Regions from separate parts of the Homo sapiens genome. Here region 1 is linked to region 2. The links are chromatin loops, found by intact Hi-C in ENCODE. Cell type or tissue: CD14-positive monocyte. All regions are shown on one strand. Links, peaks and the distances in the headings refer to the core of each region. The heading gives the core; the rest is flanking DNA.

What was found. A loop is a pair of places that touch in the nucleus more often than their neighbours do. Peaks named below come from ENCODE experiments on the same cell type or tissue, not always from the same donor. Only the 100,000 strongest peaks of a DNase experiment are listed, where the experiment ranks them.
Region 1: it touches region 2 in a loop (7-fold over the local background); 5 of 110 quality-filtered maps call a loop at or near these places.

The regions. Positions count from the first base shown.
Region 1 is chr15:35,042,050-35,044,968 of GRCh38, forward strand. No RefSeq gene overlaps it. Among named protein-coding and RNA genes, the nearest start is that of NANOGP8, 42 kb to the right of the region's middle. In CD14-positive monocyte, for the core only: no CTCF peak of the experiment used is centred there; a DNase peak (open chromatin) is centred at 1,472; H3K4me3 peaks cover 460 bases; H3K27ac peaks cover 1,401 bases.
Region 2 is chr15:34,978,912-34,981,830 of GRCh38, forward strand. ZNF770 (zinc finger protein 770) reads right to left here. Exons shown (of 3, transcript NM_014106.4): 3 at 1-2,919. The coding sequence ends at 2,448. Among named protein-coding and RNA genes, the nearest start is that of ZNF770, 7.9 kb to the right of the region's middle. In CD14-positive monocyte, for the core only: a CTCF peak has its summit at 1,788; no DNase peak of the experiment used is centred there.

The DNA.
Region 1 (2,919 bases), core at 139-2,638, 63 kb after region 2:
TTCATTCAAAATCCAACTATAGAGCTCTTGCTATGTGCCTCACTCTTGTTGCTTTATATACATGAACTCATTTCCTTCTTACAAAGACTCTGTAACCTATAGATATAGTTATACCAATCTTAGAGATGAAGTTTACAATACAGCCATTTTGGTCGGGTAGGGTGGCTCATGCCTGTAATCTCACCACTTTGGGAGGCCGAGGCAGGCGGGTCACCTGAAGTCGGGAGTTCGAGACCAGCCTGACCAACATGGAGAAACCCCATCTTTACTAAAAATACAAAATTAGCTGGGCATGGTGGCGCATGCCTGTAATCCCATCTACTCGGGAGGTTGAGGCAGGAGAACCGCTTGAATCCGGGAGGCGGAGGTTGCAGTGAGCCGAGATTGTGCCATTGCACTCCAGCCTGGGCAACAAGAGCGAAACTCTGTCTCAAAACAAACAAACAAACAAAAACCAATACAGCCATTTCGTTTTCATTTCTAAAGTTTTAGAATGGCTTGGAGTCCAGCAGTTTGGGCCACTATTAATGTTTTGATGATCTATCTAACCACTGAGAATTTGTTTTTATTGTTCTGGAAAAAATAATCTCAATGCAGTTGCTCCAAACTTCAAGATATATGGATCTTGAAATTCTGGCCTAAAGAAAAACTGTTAAAATACTGAAGGATAGGCCGGGCGTGGTGGCTCATGTCTGTAATCCTAGCACTCTGGGTGGCCGAGGAGGTCGGATTGCCTGAGTTCAGGAGTTCGCGAGCAGCCTGGGCAATACGGTGAAACCCAGTCTCTACTAAAATACAAAAAAACTTAGCCAGGCGTGGTGGTGGGCGCCTATAGTCCCAGCTACTTGGGAGGCTGAGGCAGAAGAATTGCTTGAACCTGGGAGGCGGAGCTTGCAGTGAGCCGAGATCGTGCCACTGCACTCCTGGGCGACAGAGCGAGACTCAGTCTCAAACAAAACAAAACAAAACAAAACAAAAAAAACTTAAGGGTAGAGTGAGAAAGAGGGGCTACTTGTCATCAATGTTTACCATTTTAGAATAAGAAGTAGGGTGATGAGCCTAAAGCTGCGGCAGCAGAAGAAAATAAATATTAAACCATTATCAAGATACTTGTTTTATAATTTTGAGTGACAAAAACACTTTATACAAAGGGACCAACGCTGCCCGCTCTTCCTCCTATTTTTTCTTGGGTTTCCATGTCTTTCCTTTGCTCTTTCATACCAACTATTTTATTGTTACTCACAACTCTTCCTTCTCATTTCTACTTTATCACAGTTCTTTCTTTTATCCCTTAATTTTTTCCCTATGCCTAAAAAAGAGAAAAAATAAAATCAATTCAACTTTGATGCTTTCCCTTTAAATGTAATAAAACACAGGTGCAAAAACTGAAGGAATTGGCTGCTTTCATGCTCATTTCTTCCATCTTTCGTCATCATTAACTCCTTTTGCTACTCTCTTCTTTACTTCCTCCTTTCCAATAAGTCACTTCCTTCTTTTCAATAAATCACGAAGGCTAAGATTTAAAAGTGCTTTGCCATATTCTGATACAGTACAGTAGTTTAATTTTCATATCAGTCTAACCCAAATTGATTTCTCATTGACAGAGCTCAGCTGCCACCTCCTTGCCTGCTGTGTTCACCAAATGGAAAATCTCAGTAAAACCTGTATTATCATTTATTTCCACTGTGGAAATATTAAGCAAGCTAGAATGTGGCAATTTCTTTAGATTTTTAAAATCATAACACAATTATTAGAATAATGAAAATTTCCCAATTTCCCTGTGAATGAGTTAGAGATTCAAATAAAGTGTTCATTTAAAGTCTGACCATCAGGTCTCCAGGGAACTTTGGTGATTCATTTTGCCTGCACATGTCAGTATACTACTTACCTTCTTCTCAGTGCTGTTACTTTTTTTTTTTTTTTAAAGAGTCAGCACTCTTTTATCTTTTAAAGTGTTTATTTTTAAATAGATTTCTTCATTTTAAACTTTATTGAATAAACAATGACAGCTGCCTGTATTTGTGTCACATTTTATAATTTTTTTTTTTTTTTGAGACAGAGTCTCGCTCTGTCGCCAGGCTGGAGTGCAGTGGCATGATCTCGGCTCACTGCAACCTCCACCTCCTGGGTTCAAGCAATTCTCCTGCCTCAGCCTCCAGAGTAGCTGGGACTACAGGTGCGCGCCCCCATGCCCAGCTAATTTTTGTACCTAGTAGAGATGGGGTTTCACCATGTTGGCCAGGATGGTCTTGAACTCCTCACCTTGTGATCCGCCCACCCTGGCCTCCCAAAGTGCTGAGATTAGAGGCGTGAGCCATGGCGCCTGGCCCACATTTTATAATTTTTAGAGAGTTTTTACAGCATTATCTATTTAGTCCTCATTAAAACACCAGACACTTGCCATGGACTGTGGCGGGCCTTGTGGTTCAGATGAAAACATTGCATAGTTCCTTCCTCGGGAGACTGGAGTAGAGACTATGCGGAAATGTAATAATTCCAGACAGAACAATGTATTATTGAGAGATAGGACTAGCTGGATTTCCCAGGCTGACTAAGAATCCCTAAGCCTAGCTGGGAAGGTGACCACATAAACACGGGGCTTGCAACTTAGCTCACACTACCAATTTACTACCAATCAGGTAGTAAAGAGAGTTCATTAAAATGCTAATTATGCAAAAACAGAAGATAAAGAAATAGCCAATCATCTATGGGCTGAGAGCACAGGGGGAGGGACAATGATCGGGATATAAACCCAGGCATTGGAGCCAGCAACGGCTACCCTCTTTGGGTCCCCTCCCTTTGTATGGGAGTTCTGTTTTCACTCTATTAAATCTTGCAACTGCACACTCTTCTGGTCCATGATTGTTACGGCTGGAGCTGAGCTTTGGCCTCCGGATCCAGCAGGGTGTCCACTGTGCT
Region 2 (2,919 bases), core at 237-2,736:
AATGTAAATGCTATTTAAATAACTGTTATACTGTATTTTTATTTGTATTATTTTTATTTTTTCTAATATTTTTGATCTGCAATTGGTTTAATCCACAGATGCAGAGTACATGGATACAGAGGGCCAACTGTTTTGTTACAGGTACTTCAAATAGCACTACAGTACATCTTTGACAAAATTTTTACAATATTCCACCTTTCAATATGAAACAGCTTAAAAAGGCATGGGTCAAAAATAAAGTATAGTAGTATCACTTACGCAAATAAAGTCTCAGAATCATACAAGCACAACACTGTTAGGACTCTCCCTGTTTAGGCTGGGAAAAACATTATACAAAACATTTTCTTCAAATAAAATTACATAAATTGCTTAGAAAAATGCCAAAATCAATAATTTCAAACATATTAAGGAGAAAACCTTGAACATTATTGGAAAATATAAACTAGTTATTCCTTGCTTTTAACAGATGAGTTCTTGACAAGTTTTGTGTAAAGCAAATTCTGTAAACCATTATCTTGCTTGCACTGGAGGAACATATCTCAAGGAAACCTAAGAGAAAGTGTTCTTTAAAGCATGTGATTCTCCTGTTTTTGCTGGATGTCTGTATCTACATAATAAACAGGCACACTTCTACATCACTGGGTATTTTACTCAGACTGTCATGTTTCATCTCTGTAAATTAAACCCAAGTTACTTAAAAATCACCTGTGGTAAAAGAAGCAAGCAGATCACCCCCACCTACTATCCCTCCCGCCTCCCCCCTGTCAAAAGAAAGTTCTCAGTTTATGATGCAAAACTTACAATTGTTCATTTATCCACATTCTCAATAGAGGATTTTCCACTATATTTAAGTATGGCAGGATAATTACCCACCTGTTCCTCTTTTCAGCTTAGAAACATAACGGTTCATTCCTTTTATTGCTAGAGAATGTCATTCCTGAAGATTTTATAAACAAAGGCAAATATGAAGGAAAATTTGTAATTATGAAATAAGTCCTTTGTAGTAAAGAATATTTCCCAAATCATAACAGTTCTATTTGGAATGATACCCACAACTCTACAAGCATCTTATCCCTCTACAGGAATGACTACCTTATTAATTAAAATAAAAATTTAACAAGCATCAAAATAAAATTCTTTAGCAATAGACTCCTGCAAAAATAAAAACTAAAACTAGACCTAGTCATTGCCATTTGATCAAACTTAGAACAGGCTTAAATAACAGAACCACTCCATTAAAGAGGCATAGAAAGAAAAGTTTACTAAAATAAATGTAAAAGTCTTATGGAGATGAAGATCTCTAGAATAGTCTTAAGTCTATGACTACTGCTATCATTAATGAGCAAATAAATGACTTGAAATTATTCCTCTGAAAAGGTAAAACTCATACGTATTATGAAAAAGACTATGGCACTTAGAAAATATTCCTGGTAAGTAAACATGGTAAATATAGGTACATCCTAGCCTCTCGCCTACTTTTAAATTATTTTGAGAAAGATAGCACTAGCTGGGAGAAAAAAAAAATCCTTATCACCTGAAGGTGAAATTACCACATAGTCCTAAAAATAAATAGCTTTGAAAAGACCGTCGGGTGCGGTGGCTCATGCCTGTAATCCCAGCACTTTGGGAGGCCGATGCGGGTGAGTCACAAGGTCAAGAGATCGAGACCATCCTGGCCAACTTGGTGAACCCCCGTCTCTACTAAAAATACAAAAATTAGCCAGGCGTGATGGCAGGCACCTGTAATCCCAGCTACTCAGGAGGCTGAGGCAGGAGAATCGCTGGAATCTGGGATGCGGAGGTTGCAGTGAGCCTAGATGGCGCCACTGCACTCTAGCCTGGCGAAAGAGTGAGACTCCATCTCAAAAAAAAAGACCAATGAAAATAATACTATAATTGTCTCATCCATTTTCACCTTTAGTGTCTCTGTAGTTTTTTTAACTTACAAAAAAAAAAAAAAAATTACCAATGCAATTTGAGTCACATGTGGACAAAATTATGCTTTCATATGAAATGTAAAATAAATCAAATATAACAGGGCTATGTGCTGCAGCTAAAAGCCAAGTTTTGCCTCTCAGTCTTTTGAGTATATCTAAAAAGAGATGGCATGTCTTAAGGAATAATTCCTTTAAAAAATGAATGAGGCTAAATTATTTGTACAGCCATCATGGATTTATATTTTTCAATACAGCCAAAGTATATGTTTACAATATTAAAATGCCTACTTTATAGCATCAAATCATGTTCTTGCCTCTAAAATTAACTTGGCTGTTTCTAAAACATTGTATTAATTTTCTATGTATTCTACCTCCTTACTATGCAGGACAAGCAAATGCCTGTGAAACCATTCAGTTTAATGCAGGCCTTTCAATAAAAATGCATTTTAAATAATACAGGCTTTAAAAATAAGATCACCAGAGACCACAATTGTTAGTGGTTGCGACAATTTACATAACCGAATCTAAGGCAACCACTTTCCCTTGTGGTCGTTCTTTAAAGTGAGTAAGCTGATGTCTCTTCCAGTGAGGAGCCTGTCTGAATGTTTTGCCACAAACTGAGCATTCAAATGGTTTCTGCCCTGCATGAATTAGGTAGTGTCTTTCCAGTTTAGATGGAGATCGGAAACTTTTAGCACAAACACTGCATCGGTACAGGAAGACATCATTTTTCTCCTGATGCTCTGAATAACTGCAAAAAGGATTGCTTTGCTCTGATTCCAAAAGTACATTAGGAAGACAGGGTTGCCCGGTGCTACCAGGAATAAAATCCTGTGACTCTGCCTTAACTCCTGACATTTGATCTGACTCTGAGACCTCGTATTTTTGAACACCAGGAGCCTGACATTGTTGGGAAGCATTATAGTTAACATTATTACCTGAATGATTAGAAAGATTGTTGAAGTTTCCAAATTCTACTTGG